2 separate regions of the Homo sapiens genome follow, and region 2 is linked to region 1. A link is a loop called in an ENCODE intact Hi-C map of the cell type or tissue named here. Cell type or tissue: Caco-2. All regions are shown on one strand. Links, peaks and the distances in the headings refer to the core of each region. The heading gives the core; the rest is flanking DNA.

What was found. Hi-C counts contacts between places; a loop is a spot of excess contacts. Peaks named below come from ENCODE experiments on the same cell type or tissue, not always from the same donor. Only the 100,000 strongest peaks of a DNase experiment are listed, where the experiment ranks them.
Region 2: a loop joins it to region 1, with 11 times the contacts of the local background. A loop is called at or near these places in 1 of 110 quality-filtered maps.

The regions. Positions count from the first base shown.
Region 1 is chr20:21,717,202-21,722,591 of GRCh38, reverse strand. PAX1 (paired box 1) reads right to left here. Exons shown (of 5, transcript NM_001257096.2): 5 at 4,111-5,390. Among named protein-coding and RNA genes, the nearest start is that of PAX1, 14 kb to the right of the region's middle. In Caco-2, for the core only: a CTCF peak has its summit at 2,774 (motif pointing left); a DNase peak (open chromatin) is centred at 2,791.
Region 2 is chr20:21,824,862-21,830,251 of GRCh38, reverse strand. No RefSeq gene overlaps it. Among named protein-coding and RNA genes, the nearest start is that of PAX1, 120 kb to the right of the region's middle. In Caco-2, for the core only: no CTCF peak of the experiment used is centred there; a DNase peak (open chromatin) is centred at 3,101.

The DNA of each region.
Region 1 (5,390 bases), core at 228-5,227:
TCAAAGAGGGAAGATTTGAAATGTAACTCTTCCTGAAGATGATGAGTTAAAGGCTTTTGTGCTATCTTGTGTTGTCTCCAGTAGCAGCTAGAATACGTAGCTTTGCCTTAACGAAAGTCATTTACTCATCAAAGAGACACAAACTGAAGCCCAACATGGCTGCCCATAATCATTGCACTAAAGTCAGCAGCAGATGCAACAGGCTTTTCAGCCCCCTGGAGGTGAATGCGTTTTCCAAGCAGGACGAGGTCTCTGCACACCAGTTCTGGATCTGTAGACATGACACAAAGCATGATCACATAAAATTGATCTAAGTGGACTTGCTACACAAACTCTGCTTCAATGCAGTAATGGCAGTAACCTGCTGGCTGTTAATCCTCACAGGTCTAGCCATGAAATCATCAAGTAGTCTTAAGGTCTTGGTGAATGTCCCAGGGCCATCAGATATGATTAGTAGGTGATGGTGGCTCTTCCCTCTGATGCTGTCGAGTGCTCCAGTAAATTCAGAGACTTGCGTTAGCAGTCTTGATGGGCTCTGGATCATCAATGAATCTAATATATAGCCAAGGCCAGGTGCGGTGGCTCATGCCTGTAATCCTAACACTTTGGGAGGCTGAGGTCAAGGTGGGAGGATGGCTTGAGCCCAGGAGTTCAAAACCAGCCTGGGCAACATAGCAAGACTGCATCTCTACAAAAAATTAAAAATTAAAAAATTAGCCAGGTGTGGTGGTGCATGGCTGTAGTTGTAGCTACTCAGGAGGTTGAGGTGGGAGGATCACCTGAGTCTAGAAGTTCAAGGCTGCAGTGAACTATGATCAAACCATTATACTCCAGCCTGGGTGACAGAGTGAGACCCTATCTCAAGAAACAATTTTTTAAAAAATTTTATATATATATATATATATAACATATATATTATATGTGTATTACATATATGTAATACATATATGTTATATATGTAATACATATATGTAATACATATATGTTATATATGTAATACATATATGTAATACATATATAATATACATTACATATATAATATATGTATTACATACATATTATATACATTACATATATAATATACATTACATATATATTATATATGTATTACATATATATTATATACATTACATATATATACATTACATATATATTATATATGTATTACATATATAATATATATGTATATATATGTATTATATACATATATATATACATATATACATATATATATACATACATATATATACATATATATGTATTATATACATATATAATATATATGTATTACATATATATTATATACATTACATATATTATATACATTACATATATAATATACATTACATATATATATTACATATATATTATATATATATATGTAATAGCCAATGTGGTCTACAAGGTTAAAACACGATTTAATTCACCATAAAACGTTGATGTACAAAGAAAAAGAAGAAAACAGCAACAATAATAACACTAATAAAAGCTGACTGTGACCCAAAGCAAGTCCCTACTCTTTATGTATATTATTACATTTAGTTCTCACAGCAGCCCAGGGAGAGAGGTATAATTTCCATTAAACGGATGAGGAAACTAAGGCTGAAAGGTTTTGCCTAAATTTACCCAAAGCAACACAACTGGTAAGTGGTAAAACTGAGACTTTGAACCAGATAGCTCTGCCAACTTTTAGCTACACATCCCCTATCCTTTCCTAAACTGCTTCCTGCATAAAGATGTTCCACAGCTGGTATTCTGAGTTAAATATGTGCAAACGACCACATTACAGATGGTAAGAGAGGCTCCTTTTTTTAAATCTAAGAAATAAATTATCGTTGCCTCACCCATGGTAATCTTTCTGGATTTTATCCTAAAATAAATAGAGAGTGAGAAGATAATCATTTTCCTTGCTGTTTGTTGCCTCTGTAATACGTTGGTCCTTACAGAGAAATATTGTATTGTCACTTTAAATGATTAAAACTTTCAAAAAGATCACTAAATATAGATAAGTTGCTTAAAATGAGAGACAAACTCAAATGAACCAAAAAAATTAAAATTTCACAAATATAAATGAAATTGATTTTATTTCCCAAAAATATCAGTTTAGATTAGGTTGGTTTTTTGTTTTTTGTTTTTTGTTTTTGAGACAGAGTCGTACTCTGTCACCCAGGCTGGAGTGCAGTGGTGCAATCACAGCTCACTGCAGCCTCCCTCTCCTGGGCTCAAGGAATCCTCTTGCCTCAACCTCCCAAGTAGCTGGAACTATGGGCATGCACACCACATCCAGCTAATTTTTTTTTTTTTTTTTTTTTTTTTTTTGATAGCGATGGGGTCTCGCTAGGTCACCCAGGATGGTCTCAAACTCCTGGGCTCAAGCAATCCTTCCTCCTCAACCTCCCAAAGTGCTGGGATTACAGGTGTGAGCCACTGTGCCTGGCTAGTTGCTTTTAAAATTCACATATGTTTATTTTAAACTCAAAGACTTCAATCTATGTATATATTAGAGTCAAAGTTGGAAGTGAAACTTATTTTCAAGGTGCTATTGATGTCTAAGCTAACTTGTTTGCTAAGTCATGTGTTGATGAGCCTAGAAAGTCCATTTTTTACCACATGTGCGAGCATCTGGCTAACAATAATAATAATAACAACAACAACAGCAAGAGCCCTTCTCTTCTAAGTAGACCTTCACAACAGGAAAGTCGCCACTTTAACAAAACGACAAATCTTTTACATTGTATTATTTATCTTCATGCTTGTCTTCATCTCCTGGAACAATATGTGCTCCCCCTGGTGGCCAGAATAATACTTTCAGCTTCCCGGTTCAAGCTAATCATATTACAACTTGTTTGCCAGAGAAGCATTTTATTTTTTATGTTTCACAAGTTTCAGGCTCCAATTCAATTTTTTAAGAAGTCAATTTCTTTCCATTCATTTAAATATCTTGCTTACTTTTCATCCAAGAGATTGTTGTTAAATCAAAACCATCTAGTAATTTTTGTTTTGCTGTTTGTTGTTTGGGGTAAAATAAAATCTTACAAAGCTAAAACCACATCCGCAAATGACTGGAAGAAACTCTGAAAGTTAAAATTGTGAGGTCTATATAAGAAATGACACTGCAGATAATCCATCAAGTCAATATATTTCACCAGAGAAAAAGGAAATAAGACGTTACAGGATGGAAATGTAATTTAATAGCTGAATGAATACTTATCTGCCTATTTCATCCTTAAGAAGAAAAAGAAAAGTGAAGGCAACCCAGGTGGTTACATTATAATGAAGTTGAAATTCTGCCACCCATGAAAACTGCAATTGGGATTCCACTTTTGGATTTGGCCAGCCAGAAACAGATGTGTGTTCCAACAAGAATCACAGGCTGCATCTCCTGGACAAGAGCTCTTTAGAGTGCAGCAGGAGTTTCAACTGGTTTCAACTCCAAAGAAAGGACTAGACTAAACTGAGTATAATTGTTCCAAGTGTTTAGAATTCCCAAGTTGGACTGGGGCTAAATGTGTGGTTCTCATTTTATGGCCTTGAAAAAGAAGACAGTGTGATTCTTCCTTGTTCTGTTAAAAAAAAAAAAAAAAAAAAAACGAAAAAAAAATTTAAGGTTGAGATACAAACGTTTGGCTAGAAATATCTCAACCATAGGACATTTCTTCAGTGAGTAAGGCTATGGTTCAGACAGCAAGGTCAAGGTGAAAACCAAATACCACTTTGTGCATAAATCTTGCCCATTAAAAGAAGGGATTCAAATGTTTCTTATTATATAGCCTGTCTGGATGCACAGTCCTTTCAACTGAGTTCCTCAGGCACATTCTAGCAAGATTCTAAATTCATATCATCCAGCATTACATGGGGCAGGTAGAGTTTCTTTTGAAAAGAAACCCAGGCCAATGTAATCCTAGCTAGGGAAGCTGATGCCAGGAAATCTACAGTGTGCTTTACCGAAACCACAGTTCAATTAAATAAATTCCATCCTTCTTACCAGAAACACACAAATGGCAGAAATACTGTTGTCAGTGAGTGGGGTTCACTCGTCAGGAGGTTAATTCCACGTGGATTTTAGTAAATTGAATTTGGGATAGGTTTAAAAAAATGCTTGTGCCAGTATTGAAAATCTAAACTTTATTTGTAGCCAGTATTTCTTCACACAAGGTTTTCCCGCACCCCTCTGCCTCCATGTCTCTTTCCTGGCCCAGAGAGACTGACTCCCTCCAAAGGAGAGGAAGCCTTCCCCTCACACCTTCAAATGCCCTTCAGTGATCTGTAGAACAACTCGGGGCATATTCAAGAAGGGCAAAACTTCATGCCTCTTGCCCCTCAATCCTCCTTTCCTTTGGTTTGTTTTCCTTACTTCTTGCCAAAAAACAGCTACCTTTGGCAGGGAAGTTATTACAATCCATTGCAAGTACTTCCTCCAATAATGAACACAACAAAATCCTGTCTTTATTCATTTAAAGCACGAAGCTGGCCCTCTTTACAAATACCCTGTTTTTAATAAATCCTCGGTAATAGACATCCATTCACGAGAATAAAGTGGGTACATTGGAGCTGAAGCTGGTGGTACGCAAAGAGCAGATCTTCAGCTCATGTCTGTGTGTGCACAGCACAACTCATTAGTGTGCACTTTCAAATAACACATAGACAGAAACATATTTTCCCGCATGCATGTTTTTCCTGGAAAGATTCACAAAAGACTATAACAGCATTCACCTTTAAGAACAAAAATGAGAGCAGGAAGAACTTCCACTTTTCATTTTAATGTTTCTGTACTGCTTGAGTTTTTTAGTGATACGCATATATTATTTCTATTCTTTCAAAAAATCAGAGGGCTATCTGATTATGTCTTTATTTTCTTTGGGTTACATCTCTATATTTTTCTAAAAAAAACTTATTCTTAAATTAAAAAAATGAAAGGCAAAGACAAACTGCGTTTAGGGAGTGATTGTTTCTCAAATTATTCTACCTGACGTGGTGCTGCATAATTTTATTATGAGCTCTCAGTTCCTCCACAGATCCATACGAACAAAGAGCAAAAGTGCAATATTCCAATGGGATCTTTTGGAAAATATTTAAATTCTGGGTCTCCCACCAACCTTACAAGTGATTCCTCTAACTTTTGTTAACAGATAAGCAAAATTGTCTCCAGAGAGGTGAGGCCACACCAGTGGCAGTCTTCCTACAGGCCAGGTCACCGTGCGCGTTACTGCATTGAAGGCTACATTTCACAGACAGGTTCCAAGAGGTCCCAGTCCCCTGACACATACAGTGGAGCAGAGATTTAAGCCAAGTTCACTAAGATGTTCCGTGACCCCCAGCCGCGAGAGAGGGGGTATGTCCCTCCACACCCCACATGAAATGTCAGAGCCTGCTGGCTCTGGGACGAAGGC
Region 2 (5,390 bases), core at 172-5,171, 110 kb before region 1:
TGTCAGACTGGCAAAGGTAGATTCAATCAAGCATACCATTTGGAAGAAATAGGCGCTTCTATGCATTTTTATGAGGATGACAAATTGGTAAACTTTTGACCTGGTACACTTTTATCCAGCTGACCCATTTCTGGAAAGCTGTATAACAAGATTCACATTTAGCATTGCCAAAAGGGATGCTATGGTTTCTGTAAGTAAGAAAGAGAGAGAGAACCTGAAATTCCCTGGTGATTCTGTCCCCCAGCCCAGCCCTTTCACACAGTAGGGACATGTCAGGAGGGGCACAGGGGCCTGCTTCTCTCTTCTCTGGTCTCTTGTCGTCTAGAAAGGCCTCAAATGAATAAGAGTATCTCACCGTATTGGGCTTGGCCCTGTATTTAAAGGTAAATGTATTGTTCATTTTTCACACAGCACATGACCCCCGCCAAAATGCAAGCCAGCTATTTCAACAAGTGCTTGCTTCAGGAAACAACTGTCTTATCCAATACAGGAGAAAAGACTGGCTATGCTGGACTAATTGGAGAGGCCACGTCTTTCTCCAAAGTGGCACCAAACTAATTTTGCATGGTGATATTGACTCCTTGAAAACTTTACTGGACATATCGCCTTTCCTGAAACCCCCATGAAATGTGACTTCACTGAAAAAGAATGTCAATCACGGCGAGGGTTTATAGTACTGAAAATCCGGGAATAACATCTAGATCCAGCAGCAGACATTTGAAAAACATTGGGAACATTCATTCAGGTGAATACTCTACACCCATTAGAATAGAAGACGCCAAGTATTGTATATTGTTATGAAGGTGTCCAATACGTTGAGATACAAAGGAGGCTACATAAGAGCAGGTAAAATGTGAGTCACTTAGGCAATGTTTAAGGTGTTTTCAGAATAGATGAATATATGAAACTGAGCATGTTTATGTGTTTATGTGTGTATGCATATGCATGAGATATATCTAGAAGGATATTTACCACAGGATAACTGTGTTATCTGTGTGGTAGCATTTAGGGTAAATTTTGCTTTTAGGTTTTCATTTTATCTTTTAGTTTTTTGGTCATTTGAATTTTTCATAGCCAATATGTATATATTATAAATCAAAAATAAATAATACAGCTATTTCCATTTTTATGTAAAGTTTTTTTAAAACTTTTAGATTTTTTTTAAGTAAACTAAGGCCAGGCATGGTGGCTCATGCCTGTAATGCCAGCACTTTGGGAGGCTGAGGCAGGAGGATCACTTGAATCGAGGAGTTTGAGACTACAGTGAGTTATGATCATGCCACTGCACTCCAATTTGGGTGACAAAGCAAGATTCTGTCTCCAAAATCAATAAAAATATTTTTTCAAAAAAGTAAACTGATACTAATAGGACAATCTTCACAGGAGCTTTCCAAGGCTTGCCTACCAGTGATAAGGCATGACACCTGCCAACGACCACAAGGAATTCCTGCAAAAGACCCTGACAAAGTGTAGCAAAGAGGCCAGGCCCAGAAACTCATGCTGTAATCCCCACACTTTGGGAGGCCAAGCCAGGTGGATGACTTGAGCCCAGCTCAAGAACAGCCTGGGCAACATGGTAAAACCTTGTCTCAACAAAAAAATACAAAAAATTAGCTAAGCATAGTGGCACATGTCTATAGTCCCAGCTAGCCAGGAGGCTGAGGTGGGAGGATCACCTGAGCCCAGGAGGTAGAGCCTGCAGTGAGCTGTGATCACGACACTGCACTCCAGCCTGGGTGGCAAAGCAAGACCCTGTCTCAAAAAAAAAAAAATGTAGCAAACAAAAAAATCTCTGTTTCAGGATAGCCCAGCATTGAAGATATTTTATTGTTGTTCTCTTTTCTCTGTTCTCTGCATGAGAAATATTGATGATCTCATACAAACTTCAACAAACACATATTGATTACCAAGTATATTGCTAGGAACTGAAGATATGGAAATGAGCAAAATGCTTTCCTGAAACCCTTAAGAAGCTTTTTGGGGAGATGATCATACAAACAAATAATATCACTGATAATCTGCTCTAAAGGGAGAAGCAATTAATATTTCCTAGAGGATTGAAGTAAGATTTCCCAGACAAGACGGCATTTAAGTTGGGTCTTCACTGAACAGAGGCGAGTTAGATAAAGCAGGAAAAGGGAGGCATTCCAGGACAGGGGCCCTGCCCAGGTAAAGACCGGGTGCAGGATTATATTTTCTATTTCATGACCAGAACAAAGAGTAGAGGGCAAGAGGGCATCCAGGAGGTTGGAAGTGAAGGTGGGGACCAGAATTCTGCTAAGTGGTTTGGACTTCATGCAGCATTTAAAAGGTCTATGAGAGGAGGCCAGCATCATCAGGTTTGTTCAGCTGGAGAGAAGGACAGAAAGTCCCAGAATGGGACCACCTCTGGCCTGCAGAGCTGTGGGCAAGTGTCCCTGTCCGTTCTCCAGCTTCCCAAAATTTCAGATCGGAAGTAGTGGGTAAACACACATCGGTTGAATGTGAATGTATGACCTGGATTTATGGAAGTTTCCACTGGCCTAAAAATGTGGGTGAAAGTGAGAAGCTAGTCTAAACAGTGGAGCTAATGTCCCCAGAGTAGAGACATGGGGGGATCTTATCCCTAGGAGTGGCTTCAGCCTCTGACTTGGCTCAGCAGCCCCTGTTCTTAAGGCTGATGGACACAAGAGAATCTGCATACACCTTTCTGCTCCCTCTCGTCTGCTCTTCTGTGTCACCTTTCTCATGGCAGCCCTACTGTAATCTAAGTTACTTTAAAAAGAAAATAAAATTCTTACATGTCTGTCACCACAGCTCTTTGCAGTGAGAAATGGAAGGTGTGGCTTCTTTGAAAGAAAAATGACAGGACAGAGAGAGTATTGGGTAACCACAAGGTGTTGGCATGTAGGAGTTGAGTTTATTCACCAAGAGAGACGGAAAACCCTGGCTGCCCTTCCAACTCTTTTTATAATAAGTTTTAATCGCTGTTTATGCTTTCAGGATGTGGTGCTTGGCATGAAAACTAGTCCCCTTGCAGTCCACATTTCAGGGGAGGCGCTAGGCGACTGTGAGTAAATACCACGACAATGGAATTCCACCGAACCCAAGTAGGTCTTTCATCTGTTTGCGGGACTGACAAGCAGGTCTGGCTTTTTTCAGCCTGCAGTGGACGCACAATGAGGAAGCTGAGGCTCTGCGGGCTTGTTTGCAGAACTTACCTAGGAAACTGATACCCTCTGAAAGTGCCCCTTCATTCCAATGTCACTCCAGATCAGGCAGGTAAAAGGATTACTCTGGTGTCTCTGGCCTCTGCCCCATTGTCTGCACAAGTCGGCACTAAATGGGGTAACTTAACCCCCAAAGAGATAACCAACTGCTGTGTGTGTACTCACATTTAAAGCTGCCAATTCCCATGAAGTGACTGGGTTGTTTCCTGGGCCTTTTGCTTCTAACATGTTGGTAGCAGAACCTTGAGATAGTTCTGGACCAAAGAGGTTAGGTTGTCTAAGAAGAAGTCCAGGGTCCTGCCCCTAGATCCCTCATGCCAAATAAATCCACTGGGAGGTGTTAACAAAGGGAACCCATGTTAAGACAATACACACATCTTTCAAGAAAATTTTTTTTTAATTGTGAACTTGACTTAAAAATCTCAATATGCTTTCTTTGAAGAAAAATTTGTTTTTAACCCCAAAGAAGAGAGAAAATGCATTTTGAGGCTGTGATAAAGCTTGTGGTTTCTGTTTTGATGAAACAAGCAGAAAAGGCCAAAGTCTGACCCAAGCTCTTCCTCTGTGTATGACTCTGAGGGCCTCAGGGGTCTGCCCCACCACCAGCAGCCAGCCTAGACTCACCCCAACCAGCACCAGCCAGCCAGAAAACCCAAAAACTAAATCTCCTACCATTAGCCTGGACATTCTCTGGTTTTCCTTTATTGATAGAAATCTTCCACAAAATAAATAACATTTACTGTGTTTTTGAAACAGAAACATATAAGAAAGCAAAGATCATTCATAATTTCACTATCCAGGTAACCTTGTTGACAATTTTTCTTTAAAAATGTAAGTAACATAATATACACATGGTAAAAAACACTCAAACATAAGGAAAGTAAAAATAATTTTAAATAAAATAAACCTTTACCTCAAAGGTAACTGCTATTAACATTGTGTTGGGTTTGCTTCCAGACCAGAAAAAGAAATGTGCAGTGGCCCACGCCTGTAATTTCAGCACTTTAGGAGGCTGAGGCAGGCAGATAACCTGCAGTCAGGAGCTCAAAACCAGCCTAGCCAACGTGGTGAAACCCCATCTCTACTAAAAAGGAAAAAAAAATTAGTCAGGTGTGGTGGCGCATGCCTGTAGTCCCAGCTACTTGGGAGGCTGAGGCATGAGAATTGCTTGAACCCGGGGGGTGGAGGTTGCAGAGAGTTGAAATCATGCCAGCTGAAATCCAGCCTGGGCAACTCTGTCTCAAAAAAAAAAAATGCATGTGCATTCATATACCAGCAAAATATACACAGCCTTTTATAAGCAACATCAAGAAAATAGCAAAACACCCACCCTATTCTACATCCTTCCCTTCTCACTTAGTTATACATTTTGGGAGCTGGGCACAGTGGGTCACGCCTGTAATCCCAGGACTTTTGGAGGCTGAGGTGGGTGGATTACTTGAGGTCAGGAATTCGAGACCAGCCTGGCCAACATGGTGAAACCCTGTCTCTATTAAAAATACAAAAATATTAGCAGGGCGTGGTAACTTGCACCTATAGTCCCAGCTACTCAGGAGGCTGAGGCACAAAAGTCGCTTGAACCCAGGAGGCAGAAGTTGCAGTGAGCCAAGATCATGCCACTGCACTTCAGCCTGGAAGACAGAGTGAGACTCTCTCTCTCTCTTTCTGTATATGTATGTGTATATATATATACACACACACATATATGCACACACACATCTTGGGGAGTTTGTCACATCTACTGAATATGGATCTACCTCACTCTTTTTAATGGCCCATTCTATGGATGCATCATAACTAACCTGTCAAGTCTCCCATGGGAAGCTTAGAAAGGCTGCATGAACTGTGGCCCATCCATTCCTCAGTTTCCTCATCTGCAAAATGGGAGTGACATAGTAACTGAGTGGACACACAGAAAACACTTCAGCGAGCATGCAATACACACAGTAAGCCATTAATTTTACTAGCCATTAGTATGAGTACAGTTCTCCACTAGAAAGTTTTTAGACAAATATTAGCCATTATTTTAGGTAAATCTGAAAGATGTCACTACTAAAAGTAGACCAACGTGAAAGCCTGCCCTGTATTTTTGAGCCAACCCCTTCAGAACACCTAGAAAGACTGAAATGTCTATGGCCCATTGTGATGACAGCATTACATTTTCTAAAACACACAGAAATT